Linked DNA regions of Homo sapiens: regions 1 and 2 are each linked to region 3. Evidence: chromatin contacts called from ENCODE Hi-C or POLR2A ChIA-PET data. All regions are on one chromosome and are shown on one strand. Each heading gives the region's core, a stretch centred on a gene start or an enhancer-like site at or near the end of the contact. The rest is flanking DNA. Distances are from core to core; before and after follow the strand shown.

Region 1 (5,011 bases), core at 1,904-4,403, 1.5 Mb before region 3:
TTCAGTAAAGATCACATAACCTGCCTCTCTCCCATAGCATGTTAGCTTCATTTAGAAAGCTCTTTGCTTCTTTTTAGCCTGGATAGCTGCTATTTCACTAAAAGCCGTTTCCAAAAGTTGGGTTAAGCACTGCTGCTCTATTGTCTCCCAAAATTTTGGGTGCCCCTCCACTTATCACATTGTATTGTCCTTGTCTATCAACTGAACCCAGTGGTCCTCAACCTTGACTGTGTACAAGAAGCATCCAGGGAGCTTGTACAAAATGCATATACCAGCTTGTGCAAAATGCAGCCCCAGCTGCAGAGATTGTGATTCTGCTGGCCAGGGGCAGGGCTTTTCATCTGCATCTGTGATAAGCACCAGATGAATCTAATCCAAGGGCTTCCACAGTTTGAGAAGCAGTCATTAGACTGGGAACTGCCTGTCTTTGAGTGTTGTTTCTCCTTGCCTGGTGAACAGTCCTTAAAATGAAAAGATATTTCATGAATGAATAACTGGGAGGCGGTGCTTCCTGAGTAGTGATTATCTTATCAGGTGCTCAATTCTGCTCAGCCACCCTCCATCAGTGCCTGGAGTTTTCAGAGGGACGTCTGCCCATGATGGACTTGTTTATCTTCTTTCTAAATATTTAGGAGAAAATTCTGTGTTTCCACTCAGCAGGAAAAATCCCCAGGAGCTTCTTAGACATGGACTTTGCTGTATCACAGGAAGGTCTCAAAAGAATTATCAACTCACTGGTTCCTGACTCCTGCTCTCGCCTTCACAATGTATTGTTGAGTTTCAAGCCCGGGGAGCCGCTTGAGGATGAGGATGCTTGTTGTCTGGATATATCAAGGCTCCTGCATGCACTGTTCTTGTTAACCTATTATGTCCTGAATAATGTATTTGTTTCTCGGTCAAGAGTCTGGAATCCCAAACACTTCAATAAGCAGCATCTAGTAAGAGGCAGTGGGCTCCAAGGACATTTAAACCTGGATGTGAGCACTTGTTTTAGTTCCTTCAGCTGCTATAACAAAGTACCTTAAACTGGGAAATTTATGAACAACAGAAATTTATTGTTCACAGTTCTGGAGGCTGGGAAGTCCAAGATCAAGGCACCAGTGGATGTGGTGTGTGATGAGGGCTTGTTCCTCATAAATGGTGCCTTGTATGTTTCCCCACAGGCAAAAGGGGCAAACAGGCTCTGTCAAGCATGTTTTTATACCACCACCATGGGGGCCAGGTTTCAAACAGATGAATTTTGGGGAGACACAAACATTCAGACCATAGCAGTCCTGGAGCCCTGCTTTCTGTGAAAGGCTCAGTTAGCCTTGAGCCTCAGTTTCTTTGGGATAATAATTTGCTACTTTGATGGTCCTTGTGAAGATTAAAGAAATCATGTGAAAAGAGTGTAGCATGTTGCATAGCTTAGAGTGATTCCTCAATAAAAGCAGCCATTATTAGCTAGATTAGAAAATTAGGTACTCTGGTTTTCCTTTTCACCTGCACTTCCATTGTGAACATTTGCCCTCTGTTCTCATTCTTTCTCTGCCTAACTTTTTCAATGTTTAGGAAGGAGAAAAAATTAAAAGACAAGTGGGAGGCATCCTCTGGTAATAAAGAGGTGTCCTAATTGGACACATAGCCAATTTGTGCTATGGAATATTCACTGGCTCCCTAGTACTCTGTGATTTTTTTTTTCCATCTTGGCCACTCACCATTTCTGAGCAGCAGCTTTTCTGTTCCCTGCATAAACTCTTCAAGCCTCCAGTATTTCTTGTCTCTGCCCTGCCCCCTCAGGCCTTGCTTTTCAAGGAAGACACAGACCAGAAAGCTACCACTTCTGTCTTTGCCTAGAACTTCTCGGCCTACATATTTGCATGGCATCACAGACTACCTGATGCCTTTATCTCCTGCCTTCCTGTTTTGTTTTGCTTTTTCTACTGCTAGCAGAGAAGGGAAGAGGTGGTCCCAATTTGTTTCCAGTGCTTTCAGCTTATCCCAACCCCCAATGCTCCACATAGGTGTTTTTTTTTTTTTTTTTTTATACTTTAAGTTTTAGGGTACATGTGCACAACGTGCGGGTTAGTTACATATGTATACATGTGCCTTGTTAGTGTGCTGCACCCATTAACTCGTCATTTAACATTAGGTATATCGCCTAATGCTATCCCTCCCCCCTTCCCTTACCCCACAAGAGGCCCCGGTGTGTGATGTTCCCCTTCCTGTGTCCATGTGTTCTCATTGTTCAATTCCCACCTATGAGTGAGAACATGCAGTGTTTGGTTTTCTGTCCCTGCGATAGTTTGCTGAGAATGGATCCAAAGGACATGAACTCATCATTTTTTATGGCTGCATAGTATTCCATGGTGTATATGTGCCACATTTTCTTAATCCAGTCTATCATTGTTGGACATTTGGCTTGGTTCCAAGTCTTTGCTATTGTGAATAGTGCCGCAATAAACATACGTGTGCATGTGTCTTTAAAGCAGCATGATTTATAATCCTCTGGGTATATACCCAGTAATGAGATTGCGGGGTCAAATGATATTAGCCCATCCTTTCTACCCTACCTGGGGCTTTGTCCCAGCCATGTTCTCTTCTCTTATTCTTTTCTTCTTCTCTGTCTTCAACAGTGAACTCTTCTGTTTTCACCTTGGAAAATCCTCCCCTTGACCTAGTAACTCTCTTTTGGTAGTATTTTATTCTGTTTTTCCATTCCAGGCTTATTTAAATGTTACCAGTATATGCCATCTATGTTGTTCCATGCTTATTTTAATATTTGCATGAACAACAATTTACCTCTCTACAGGGCTCCCCTTTTTGGTGGCACCTCTGCCTTGGTTGTCCTCACCCTCTCGGTTACGCTCGGCAAAGCTGCCCATTCTCATCTTCTTGAAACTCTCCCTTCCTTCCTCTAGCTTCAGTGCCTGAGATTCTTCCTCCCTGTTTGATTCATCTGGGATTGTTTCCTTCCTGGTTCCTCTTCTTTCTAGATCAGTTCCAACCTCAGTGCTAAGCCCTCTGGTCTGTGTGTTCACTGTCGACACTCTTTGTCTTAGAGTCCATGTTCGCTCATGACGTTAAAGTTTCACCTCTGCCTACATACATAACAACAGTTCCCATCACCGGCATAGCCTGCCAGCTAACCACTAGTTTCATTTCTCTGTTGGGTGGATATATGGTTCCCCTCTCTAACTTCAGTTGTCTACAGACGAGACAAATGGTTAGTGAAACTGCCCATATGTTAACCTGAAGAAAGGAGTCTCACAGGTATTACCAACTTTTTGAGGTTATATCATGTAGAGGGGGGACCATTAGATATGTTCTTTTTTTTTTTCCTTGACGCAGGGTCTCACTGTGTCACCCAGGCTGGAGTACAAAGGCTCAATCAAAGCTCACTGCAACCTCTAATTCTGGGCTCAAGATATCCTCCTGCCTCAGCCTCTCGAGTAGCTGAGATTACAGGTGTGCACCACCATGACCAGCTAGTCTTTGTATTTTTAGTAGTGATGGGGTTTTGCCATGTTGCCCAGGCTGGTCTCAAACTCCTGGACTTAAGCGATCCTCCCACCTCAGCCTCCCAAAGTGCTGGGATTACAGTCCATGAACCACCACAGTGCCCTGCCTAGATGCGTTCTTTATGGCCCAAGTGTAGGAACTCCATCCTATTTGTGCTAGGAGACACATTTCACCTTCACCCAAGAAAAGCCAGCACGGGCCATCTCATCAGGCGAGGGGATCCATCATCTCTACCAAGTGTGCATCAGACAAATGCTTGGAGAAGATGTTCTGAGCATATTCAGGCCCAAAAAGGGCAATGGGAAGAGATACATAGTTTTCAACCTTAGTTCTGCTTCTCAAATGGCTTGGGGCAGAGGGGTGGCTGCCGAGGGCTTCCGGGCACCCCTCGCTCACTCCTGCTGCAGCACCTTTGTATTGTCCCATTTTCATTTGCGTATGATTTGGGGAAAGATTTTGTTTGAAAAAAGTTTATCAGTTTAAAAAAATAGACATGGATGATTCTTGAGCTTTCTGGTATTCCTGAGACTTCAGTCAGATTCTTTAGGGTGGCTTTGCATCCTTCCATATTTTTCATAAGCATTGTCCCTGGGCCAAGGTAGTGTCTGCAGGCACTGTATGTGATTCCCAGGTACCCCTCTGTTTTATAGAAGCTGCTCCTTTAGACGCTTGTTCCCGCACATTCATGGTCTTTTTTCATCTCTTGCCGTTTCCTTCTAAAAGTATGCCACCTTGAATGCCCCCTGCCTTCTCCCAGCTCTCTACTGCTTTAAATCCTGGCTTTGCTAAGCACTGCAGAGAGCCTCCTTTGTACTCAAACCTTTTCTGATCGCATTATAATGCAGTCTTTTCTCCAGTTTTCTAATTTCTTATATCATTTTCTTTGCCTGTAGCTTTTATTTGCAGTTAATATATTTCACACGTAACGTAATTTACATTTTTCTTTTTTCATGCTCACTTCTCTTGAAATAGATTATAAGCTCTTGGAGGTCAGCCAGTGGCTTACATACATTTGTATCCTTTGGTTCATCACATTGATCTCCGTTACTGTGTGTGTACAATAGGTTTCAATTCTGAACAGTGAAGATAAGAATAAAACACTGGTGGTCTTCATTCTCCAAACAGAAAAATTATAATAGCACGCCTACCCCAGTATATTGGGAAGGGTTTAATTCCCTAAAAGAAACACAGATGCATGTGTTTTAGGTAAGTGTGATTGCCTGCAGTTTTTCAACTACCATATTTCTATAGCATATTTAAGATATAATTCCATATGCATAAATTTGATTTACACAAGACCTTTGAAAAGCTCATTGAGTAAAACCCATTTGAGTTTTTGTACTTGACATGGAATTTTGCTCGTTAGTAGCAGTAATAATAACAGCAAGCACCACACACTATGTGGCAGGCAATAGAAGGCCTTGCACGTGGGATTTCATCACCTTACTACAGCCTTCAAGATCGGCTTAGGCTCCCTACTTCATAGTTATTCAAAGGTTCATTAACTTGC
Region 2 (5,007 bases), core at 294-2,793, 1.0 Mb after region 3:
CTGCCCCAGTCTTTGTGATAACTCCAAATATCCCACCATTTCCAAATGCCCCAGGACTGCTTCCTGTGAAGAACTATTGAGGTGTGGAAGGACATCTAGTGGTAGATTGGGAATATGACCCAGCATTTCTAGGTCAGTTTCAGTTTATACCCGCCATGATTATGCCTGTGGCCCTTTCTCTTAAATATGCCATGGTTTTACTTGGCTCATTGGAGATGGCTGATTCCTGGCCTGGGGCTGGGAAAAGGACAAGATAAGCCTGGAACATCATGTTGTGCTGGCAAGTGAGGACATGCCCAAAAATGCTGAGAAACATGTCAACAGAAACACGCACCAAATTGTAGGGCTCTTGCTGACCCCAGTCAGCAATCTAGGCATAAAAAGAAATAACTATGGCAACAAATTATAACCCACAGAATAAAAGAAGAACCTATGATGTAAATTTAAAAATGGGAGAGAAGGGAAATTTCTTCCTTAAAGTAGAGAGACTGCTAATAAGTATAGAAGAAATAATGAAATTAGAAAATCATCATTTGGAAACCTTTATAGCATTGATTCAGACAGGAATCTACACTGTATGGTAAGTGCTGTGAGTGAAAGTTTAAGGAGTATCAGGATGGCTATGTACTCTTAAAATACTTGTCAGTTGCAAAAGGAAAAATAGTATCTTTACAGTGGAGAAATCTGACAATAACATCACTAGTAATGGGACAAATTGATATACTGTGTCTGCTGATACTATATACTAAGAGGAACATAGCATCATTCCTGGTGTATAACTCTCAAAAGCACATAACCTTAATCTATTCAGAAGGAAACATCACACAAACCCAAAGTGAGAGAAACTCCACAAAATATCTAACCTATGCTATTTAAAAATGTTGATGTCATAAGATACAAAGAAAGACCAAGGAACTGTTCTAAGTTAAAGAACACTAAACGTACATGGCAACTGAATACAATACATGATTCGGGGTTTTTTGTGCTAAAAAGGATGTTCTTGGGATAATTGGTGACATTTAAAGCAGGTTTGCTGATTACCTGGGACATTTTTAGATGGATGGATAGGTAGATAGGTAGGTATTATAGATAGACTGATAGAGGAAATGATAAAGCAAATATGAAAAATATTAACATTTCAGGAATATGTGTACAGGGTACATGGGGGTATTTGTACTACTCTTGAAGATTTTCTGTAAACCTGAAATTATGTCAAAACAAGAAGCTAAAAATGAAAAATGTCCTGGTTGGGAAGACACATATGGTTGCTCAACCCATAGGGGAAGAGCTGGCAGAATATGATGGCTGTGACCTCTGCACGGTACTGAAGATATGGGCAACATGTTGAGCAAGGGCTGCTGTTATATTGAGAAGTGAGCTTTAGAATTGTTCAGCAAGTTTCTTCTTGTTCAGACCAGTATAGGCTTTCCTGGTAAGCTACTGTGCAATGTATTTGTTAATTATTAGCTCAGAGAGAGATTCAGCAAGTGGGCTTACATCTGTTCCCATGAAACACCATGAACTTCACACTCTCTGGGGAGGTCTAGGACTCAGAAATATAGATGTTAGTAAGAGCAAACAGACATAACAGATAACACATACAAAGTGCCTACCACATGCTAACCACTGCTGCAGGCACTTTCTATAGAAGAACTAATTTAATCATCACCATAACCCTATGGGGTAGATGATATTTTTACAACCTCCATTTTACAGATGAAGAAACTGAAGCATAGACCTGGTGAGTAACTCACCCAAGTATTAGTATGGAGGGGAGCTGGGATTGAAACACCAGTTATGGTCATTCCAGAGGATGAATGCTCTCTTCACCACTCTCCTCTTCTGCTTCCTGAGGGGCTCTGAGCAATGAAACTCTTCTTTCCAGATTGTGCTTATAAAGCAAACGAGGTGTCCAGGATTAGACCTCTAGAAGAGTCTGAGCTGTTGTACCCCATACTGGGGCAAAGTAAGTTGTTTGTGCTGAGTGGGGAGTGGAGCCAAAGCTCAGAGGAGGCATCGGAAGGTAGGAGCAGATATGCGGAGCAGACTAGCAGAACAGTCGCATGGCCAGAAGAAAGCTGGAGGGTTGGGCCGAGGTTGGGTCACTAGATAGCAGAGTGAGAGGAAGCAATGCCCAGCCTAGTGGGTGGCTGATCAAGGCAGAAACTGGGGGGTCAGTGTAAGAACAGGCTGGGCTTCAGAGCCAGAACTCATACACAAAATATTCTGGATTTATTCCTTGGGAAGGCTGTGTTCCAGTGTGTCTGATAAGGCCTTGGCCTCATCTTTCTGGTGGCACTCACCTTTCCCAAAAAGTAGCTAAGCCTAATCTTTGTCACTAAGGAAGTGGGGAACAAACACTGGCCGACACCTGCATCCCAGGCTGTGTGCTAGGTATTTAACATGTATTATCTTACTTAATGCAATGTTTTGAATAAGTGTACCTGAGCCAAACTGCCTACTGTGCACATATATATTAGGTTGGTGCGAAAGTAATTGCTGTTTTTGCTACTAAAAGTAATGGCAATTACTTTTGCACCAACCTAACAGAAGGAGTGACTATTCAAAGTGTGCACTCAACTTTCAGTTCAGTGAAATTTGGATTGTTTATTGGAGCTTGATGCAATTGTAATTAAATAGAATAATATAATTAGATAATTTTCACTGTAAGTGCAATACAAATATAGGTACTCAAAACACCACAGGTAGTAGAAAAAGCAGGCATGCTCTCATCGAACCAACATGGCAATTTTTGCGTACAACAGGAAGCATCAAACTCAATGAACTATGGAGGCCAGCTCAGGCACAATTATAGACATAATTTCTTAATCATCGTAACTATCTGAAGAAGGCAATCATATAATTTCAGCCTTTTGTGGTTATTGTAGGATTTAATTCAGTAAAGCATATAAAGCATGTGGCTCAGTGCCAGCCACAAGGGAGGCCCTGAATGCATGGCACCTGCTCTGCTCATTTTCTCAAGAGAGAAATGAAGCTTAGTGAATGTAAGTAATATGTCGAAAGCCACAGAAATAACAAATGGCAGAGAGAGGATTTGAATTCAGGTCGCTAGACTTTGTCCTCCATTTTTGTGCAGCTTTCAAACTAAGAATAACTTTTACATATTTTACTGGTTAGAAAATATTTTTTAAAAAAGAAATATATGCCCAGGCACATGAAAATTATATGAAATTCAAATATCTGTGCCATAAAAGAAGTTTTAGTTACACAGCCATGCCTGTTTGCTCATGGCTGCTTTCATGTTACAATGCCAGAGTTGGGTAGTTGACACAGAGATCATAGGACCTGCAAAGCCTAAAATATTTAATATCTGGGCCTTTACAGAGAAATTTGGTTGACCCCTGTCCTAGACCTTAGACCCCTGCTCTTTCCATTATTCTCAAGTGCCGGTGGATCCAGATCGGTTGTGACATTGCTTAATCTCCTGGCATTCTTGGGGAATTATTAAACTGCCATGTAGGTTGCATAAATGCTCCCTGCTGGCTTGAATAGGAGAGTTTTGAAGGTGCCAGATGGGAACAGATTCCTTTCTTTCATCTTAACAAAAATCCAATCTCACTCTCTTTCATGTTCAAGAGCATTTGATTAATTAGGACAGGAAGTAGGGGGGCGGTGGGGAGAACAATCCGAGCTGTTGAGCTGGACTGAGCTGGCAGTTTCAGGTGCTCTCATTTCAGCTTCTCCTCCCCATGTCTAGCAGGCTCCCTGAACTCCCAGCTGAGTGTAATCAGAGGCTGTGTAATTGGAGGGTGAATGCACAGGCTTTATATTCAGAGACCTGTATTTGTACTGTGATTCCCTACTTGCTAGTTGTATGGTTTTGCACAAGTTATTTAACCTCCTTCGGTCTCAGTTTCTGCAGGTCTAACATGGGCATAATGAGAATACCTATGGCTTTGAGTAATTTGGAGGATTAAAAGCAAACATATATGAAAAGATTTTTTTCCCTAAAGAGGTGGCTCAATGAGCATTCAGTAAATACTAGCTATTACTATTATTTTTTTTTTCTGCCTGCTTGTCAGTAGGGAAGGAGCTAAGTTTCTGATCCTAGTTTAAAAGCCCTTAAAGGTGTTTTTAGGACATTTAAAAAAAGTAATACCTGCACATAATACAAAATTCAGGTAGCACAAATAATAAAAATAAGCAGCTCACAAAATGATGTATCCTGGACTGTTCAAGGCAGCAGTATTCATAGTAGCCCTAAACTGGAAATGACCCAAATGCCCACCACTAGTGGAATGAAAAAAGCAACTGTAGTATGTTCACACAGTAGAACACCATTCAATAAGGATAGTAAACTGTCTGCAACTATACGCAGCAATGTTGATGAATCTCCTGAATCTAATGCTGAGCAAAAGAAGTCAGAAACAAAAGCACACATACTGTAAGGTTCTATTTATGTAAAGAATTAAATCATTCTACGTATTTGCTACTTTGTATCCTTGACCTAAATCTCTGCATTCCTCCCTCCCACCCTGACTGACTCTGGTAACCACTGTTTCATGTATTTGTAATGAACAATCCCCAAACAACAAATGTTGGTGAGGATGAGGAGGAATTGAAACCTTTGTACACTGCTGGTGGGAATATAAAACTGTAGTTGCTTAGAATGCTAACCACAGTGTTACCATATGACCCAGCAATTCTGCTTCTAGTTACATACCCAAGAGAAAAAACTGTCCACACAGAAAGTTGTACATGAATGTTTATAGCAGCATTTTATTCCTAAGAGCCAAAAGGTAAAAACCACTGAAATAATCATCAACTGATGAACGGATAAACAAAATGTGCTATATCCATATGATAGAATATTATTTAGCCATAAAAAATGAAATATGGATACGTGCTACAACAAAAATGAACCTTGAAAGTGTTAAGTGAAATAAACCAGTCACAAAAGATAATATATTACATGATTCCATTTATATGAAATGTGGAGAACTGGCAATTTCATAGACATAGGAAGTAGATTGGCAGTTGGCTAGG
Region 3 (4,619 bases), core at 21-2,520:
GTAACTCAGCAAATGGAAATGTCCTAGAAAAATCTCGGTTGCTTATTTCTTACTATACACACAGCTGAAATGGAACTCAGGAGTGGAAAATGTAAATGAAATGGCCTGTTCTTTTTCCAACATGTGGGGGAGGAAAGGAAATGAAAGGGCTCGTTAAGAGAATAACTGAGAATATTGAAATATTTTCAAAAATTAATTTCCCTAAACTTCGCCACTCCACATCTCCGCTCCCTCCCTTTTCCAAGGACCCTTCCCACCCTTTCTATCTCCTCCGGGGGGCGCCCTTCCCAGGCGTTCTCTTTCCCTTACTCCTAAAAATTAAGCCCAAATTCCAAACCAAACTACCGATTCTCCCTCCGTTCTCAAGACTCGCCCGCCATCCACCGGCCTTCCGGGCTGCGCCTGGAGAGAGGCAACCCCGAGAGGCGGGAGGAGGAGCGGGGAGGCGACGCGGTGACTGGAGCTGCGGCTGCAGCCGCCGCCGCCGCCTCCACCACAGCCTCAGCCTGGTGCATCCTTCTTCCTCCCTCCCCGCCGCCGCCCGCCCGGGTTGGCCCACACAGCACCCTCGCCCGAGCGTTCACACTCGTCCCCACCCTCCTAGCCAGGCCCACTGCCCCACGAGGGGACTTCTGCCGACGGGGATGCGGCCGGGGACAGGAGGAAGCGGGGCCGCGGAAGCCGGCGGGCCCGGGAGGAGACTGAGGAAAGGCGAAGGGACGGAGAGAAGCAAGGGCAGGGCTGAGACCACCACGCTCAGGCTGCTCCGGCCGCGGAGGCCGCGGCTCTGCGCCGGGGGCCAGCCCGCCGCGGCACAGGAAATGCCGCCGCCTCGGCTCTCCTCACGTTCAATTCAAACTGTCACCGCCGCCGCCTCCCCTCCCCCCGAGCCCGCCGCTGCCGCGCCCCGGGCCCGCAGTGGCCCCCATCCCGGCTCCCCTCGCCGCTGCCTCCGCCTCGCCTCAGGGCGTTCCCTAGCTCGGTCCAGCGGCCGCAGAGCTTCCCGGCATTCGGAGCCGCTGACCCCAAGTCGCGGCACCCGAAGCTGAGACTCACCCATGGTGCTGCTGTTGACGCTCCTCTCCTCAGCAGCAGCGGATCTCGCACTGACCGACATCCCCTCCCCCCCTCCGCGACCAGCCCCAGCGGAGCGCAGCCCGCCGATTCTCCAAAGGCGCCTACGCCGATTCCGCAGCGTAGCCGCCCGGCGTAGCTGCCTTGCTTACGCACGCTACAGCAGGCGGACTCCTCCACAGGCTCTCGCTCGACTCCCGCTCCCTCCTCCGTCCCCCGCCCCCTCAGACGAGGCTTCCGGGCCTAGCGGAGGCTGGCTTCCATCTCGCGAGATTACCGCCTCCCCAGCTCCGCCGCCTCGCTCCATTTCGAGCATGACTTCATTGGCGTCAGCAACGTTTTGCTGTTCGGGTTTAGCCGCCATGTTTAAGTTGGCCGGGTTTCGCACCACTGAGGTCATGGATACTCAGGCCTCTTTGCGTGTTTCTTCAACACTGCTTCTAAGGTTAACCGCGTTACATTTGTTGGAGAAAATCCTGGGAACGCTGAAAAGGACTAGTGGGTGGGGTGCGAGGGTGGGGTCTTGCCCGAATTAAAGATGGCCGCAGTCAGCTCTGCCCCGCGCAATTTCACGTCAAGTTTTGGAGCTGCGGGAGCCGGCCAGTTGGCCTCAGCGCCTCCTTACGGAATTGGCGTAAGGCAAAGAGGCGCGGCTGGAAGAACCAGACTGAGAAAGTGCCACAGGGCGGGGGCCGCATCCGCCCCTCGGCTTCTGGTTACTGACCCGACGGCTTTGTGAGTGAAAGTGAAGAGACACTTCGAGGCAGGTGTCTGTGCTCCCCATTCATCCCTGTTTCCGTGGCTATCTTGACTTTCGGGGTGAAAAGTGAGGTTAGGCCCTGTTTCCCCGACCCTTCCCTCGCGCCATCACACTCTAGTGGCCTGGCACAGCCCCAGAGGTCGGCCGCTGTAGCCCCCATTGCGGACTCGCCACATTCATATTGGCTCACCTTGTCGGTGCCCGGTTCGGTCCTCTTGGAGCTCACACTCCAGTTGAGGAAATGAATGGACACAGGAACTACTGGGTAACAAAATACTAATAAAGGGCTGCGATTGTGTGAGTTTCTACTGTAGCGATGAATGTCGCTGTCATTGGAACGTTCCCCAAGTGCCTTCTAGTGAAAGCCTTACTTCACTCGGAATAACCTGTGGTCTTTTCTTGAACGTGATGGCTCTCTTGGTTGTATTCTTCATGCACATGTGTTACTTTTCCTGTTTAACTACATGTTAAAGAAATGTGTATGTTCCTGTTTAACTGCATGTTTTAAAAAAGTATGTGTATTTTTAAGTTATAGGCACGTGCAAGAAAGTTCAGAGCAAAATAGCTTATATTAGTGAAACAATAAATGTCTACTAATAGGAGAATGGATGAATAAGTGTCATTGTTGAACAAATTGACATACAACACGAACCAAAAAATCAGTGAACTAAAGCTACCATTTTTCATATGGATAGAGTCATTAACCTAATATTGAGGAAGAAATGAAAAGACAGGTTGCGGAAAGATATATATGACATACCATAAATAAAAGTTTAATAATTACAAAAAAGTAAGATCAAACTAAAAATTGTATAAGGAAATGATAGATACCAAATTCAGAATACTGGTTGCTTCCAGAGATGAACAGAAGGGAATGTAACAAGAAGGGTTCATTTGTATCTATAACGTTTGTTTTCTACCAGAAATATCTTGAAAATGTGGCAAAACATTAAGCTAAGTAGAGGGCACATGGGTGTTCACTTGTAATTATTTCCTTTACTGTTCTATATACTTGAAATATTTCCAAGTAATTTTTTTTAAGAAAAGAAACTTATAGAAGCAACTTATTTTGTATCTTGATATATGCCATTTCGTAAGTCTACATTTTTACTGAACTGCTTATGAAGTCTGTTGCAACTTATCTGTTCAATCATTGTTTTAAGTTTCTGAAACTTCAAATGAACTTTTACTTTGGGAAATTTTGTTGAATTTCTATTTTTGAAAAAAAGCAGTGTACCAAGGAGGGTAAATGTATATAGCCTCCGGAGTCAGACTGCCTGAGTTCAAATCCCAGCTCTCCATTTATTAGGCTTGCAACCAAGAACAAGTTACTTAAACTTTCCTGTGATCCAGTTTCCTCATCTATAAACGGAGATAATACTTATCTAACAGGATTTTGATAAGAGTTAAATAGACTAATACATGAACACGGTGCTTAGTCAATGCTTAGTAAATATTACCTAAATATAGATTATTTTAAAATATAAAATTAAAGCAAATACTTATATTAATATAACCTAATAGTCTAAAGGAAGTAAATCTTTGCCTCCCATCTCTATTGATAATATTTCTTTGAGGAAGATCTCTTAATGGGTATGAAAGAGGTGAATTGTGTTATTTTGTGCTATGAAAATGGATAAATTCTTAATAGAAACTATATTAAATTCCTTGTCTGAAGTTTGTTCATGTTCACCCCACACTATGATAGCTTCACTACTTTTCATTGAAAATCACACAGAGTGGCCGGGCGCGGTGGCTCACGCCTGTAATCCCAGCACTTTGGGAGGCCGAGGCAGGCAGATCGCCTGAGGTCAGGAGTTCGAGACCAGCCTGGCTAACATGGTGAAACCCCGCATCTACTAAAAATACAAAAAATTAGCCGGGTGTGGTGGCGGTACCTGTAATTCCTGCTACTCGGGAGACTGAGGCAGGAGAATCACTTGAACCCAGGAGGCGGAGGTTACAGTGAGCCCAGATAGCACCACTGCACTCCAGCCTGGGCAACAAGAGCGAAATTCCGTCTCAAAAAAAAAAAAGAAAAAATTATACGGAGTGTTACAGGCAATGAAATAATGATATTCTGAGGAACTTTCTTTGTAGGGAGGTTTCATAGCCAATGTTCTATAATGTATATACATGTGTTATGCAAATTATACGTGGTGCACGAGGAAAGAGAATTGTATTGATCTTATGATCTCTTTATTGCACTTATTTGCAATATTTATGATCTCTTTATTGCATTTATTTGTTAATAAAATATAGCCTAGACTTTACTGACTCAGAAACAGATTTAAAAAAACTGATCTGAAATTCTGGACAGACCATATAGATGGTTTCCACCACATATTTACAGCGTCCAAACTCACGTGGGCCTTCAACTTTACCAAGCAATGCTTGTTTCCCTAGTTGGCTCTCTCTTAATTTCCACAACAGCCACTTCTGATTTTCTCCTTATTTTTCAAACCACTCCCCTCACTTATTCTCAAATAAGAGAATAGAAAAAAATAGAAACCATCAAAGAGGAACTCAGGCTGAGCGTGATGGCTCATGCCTGTAAACCCAGAACTTTGGAAGGCCGAGGCAGGCACATCACCTGAGGTCAGGAGTTCGAGACCAGTCTGGCCAACATGGTGAAACCCTGTTTCTACTAAAAATACAAAAATTAGCCGGATGTCTTGGCGGGTGCCTGTAATCCCAGCTACTAGGGAGGCTGAGGCAAGATAATTGCTTGAACCCAGGAGGCAGAGGTTGCAGTGAGCCAAGATCGTGCCACTGCCAGCCCTGG

What was found. Hi-C counts contacts between places; a loop is a spot of excess contacts on that map. ChIA-PET counts read pairs that join two places held with the same protein, here RNA polymerase II (POLR2A). Pooled maps may share reads with other maps.
Region 1: a pooled map shows a loop between it and region 3 (7-fold over the local background). The contact joins the enhancer-like site here to the promoter of SEPTIN7 in region 3. A Hi-C loop is called at or near these places in 5 of 37 single-sample maps with no recorded cell type and 12 of 50 pooled maps. POLR2A ChIA-PET finds 5 or more read pairs at or near these places in 1 of 52 experiments (activated CD4-positive, alpha-beta T cell).
Region 2: a map with no recorded cell type shows a loop between it and region 3 (5-fold over the local background). The contact joins the promoter of NPSR1-AS1 here to the promoter of SEPTIN7 in region 3. A Hi-C loop is called at or near these places in 6 of 37 single-sample maps with no recorded cell type and 4 of 50 pooled maps.

Annotation. Positions count from the first base shown.
Region 1 is chr7:37,334,538-37,339,548 of GRCh38, reverse strand. The region is part of intron 2 of ELMO1 (engulfment and cell motility 1); the gene reads left to right. Among named protein-coding and RNA genes, the nearest start is that of ELMO1, 110 kb to the left of the region's middle. Within about 2 kb of position 3,153, at least 7 of the 41 ENCODE cell types and tissues checked have a DNase peak (open chromatin) inside an H3K27ac peak, as active enhancers do.
Region 2 is chr7:34,754,808-34,759,814 of GRCh38, reverse strand. It overlaps NPSR1-AS1 (NPSR1 antisense RNA 1), which reads left to right and starts at 1,543. Exons shown (of 4, transcript NR_033665.1): 1 at 1,543-1,741. All of the region lies in intron 2 of NPSR1 (neuropeptide S receptor 1), which reads right to left.
Region 3 is chr7:35,797,708-35,802,326 of GRCh38, reverse strand. It overlaps SEPTIN7 (septin 7), which reads right to left and starts at 1,270. Exons shown (of 14, transcript NM_001788.6): 1 at 1,057-1,270. The coding sequence starts at 1,117. SEPTIN7-DT (SEPTIN7 divergent transcript) reads left to right here and starts at 1,702. Exons shown (of 5, transcript NR_120512.1): 1 at 1,702-1,837. RefSeq lists silencers at 359-808, 839-1,078 and enhancers at 1,229-1,618, 1,233-1,856, 1,979-2,038.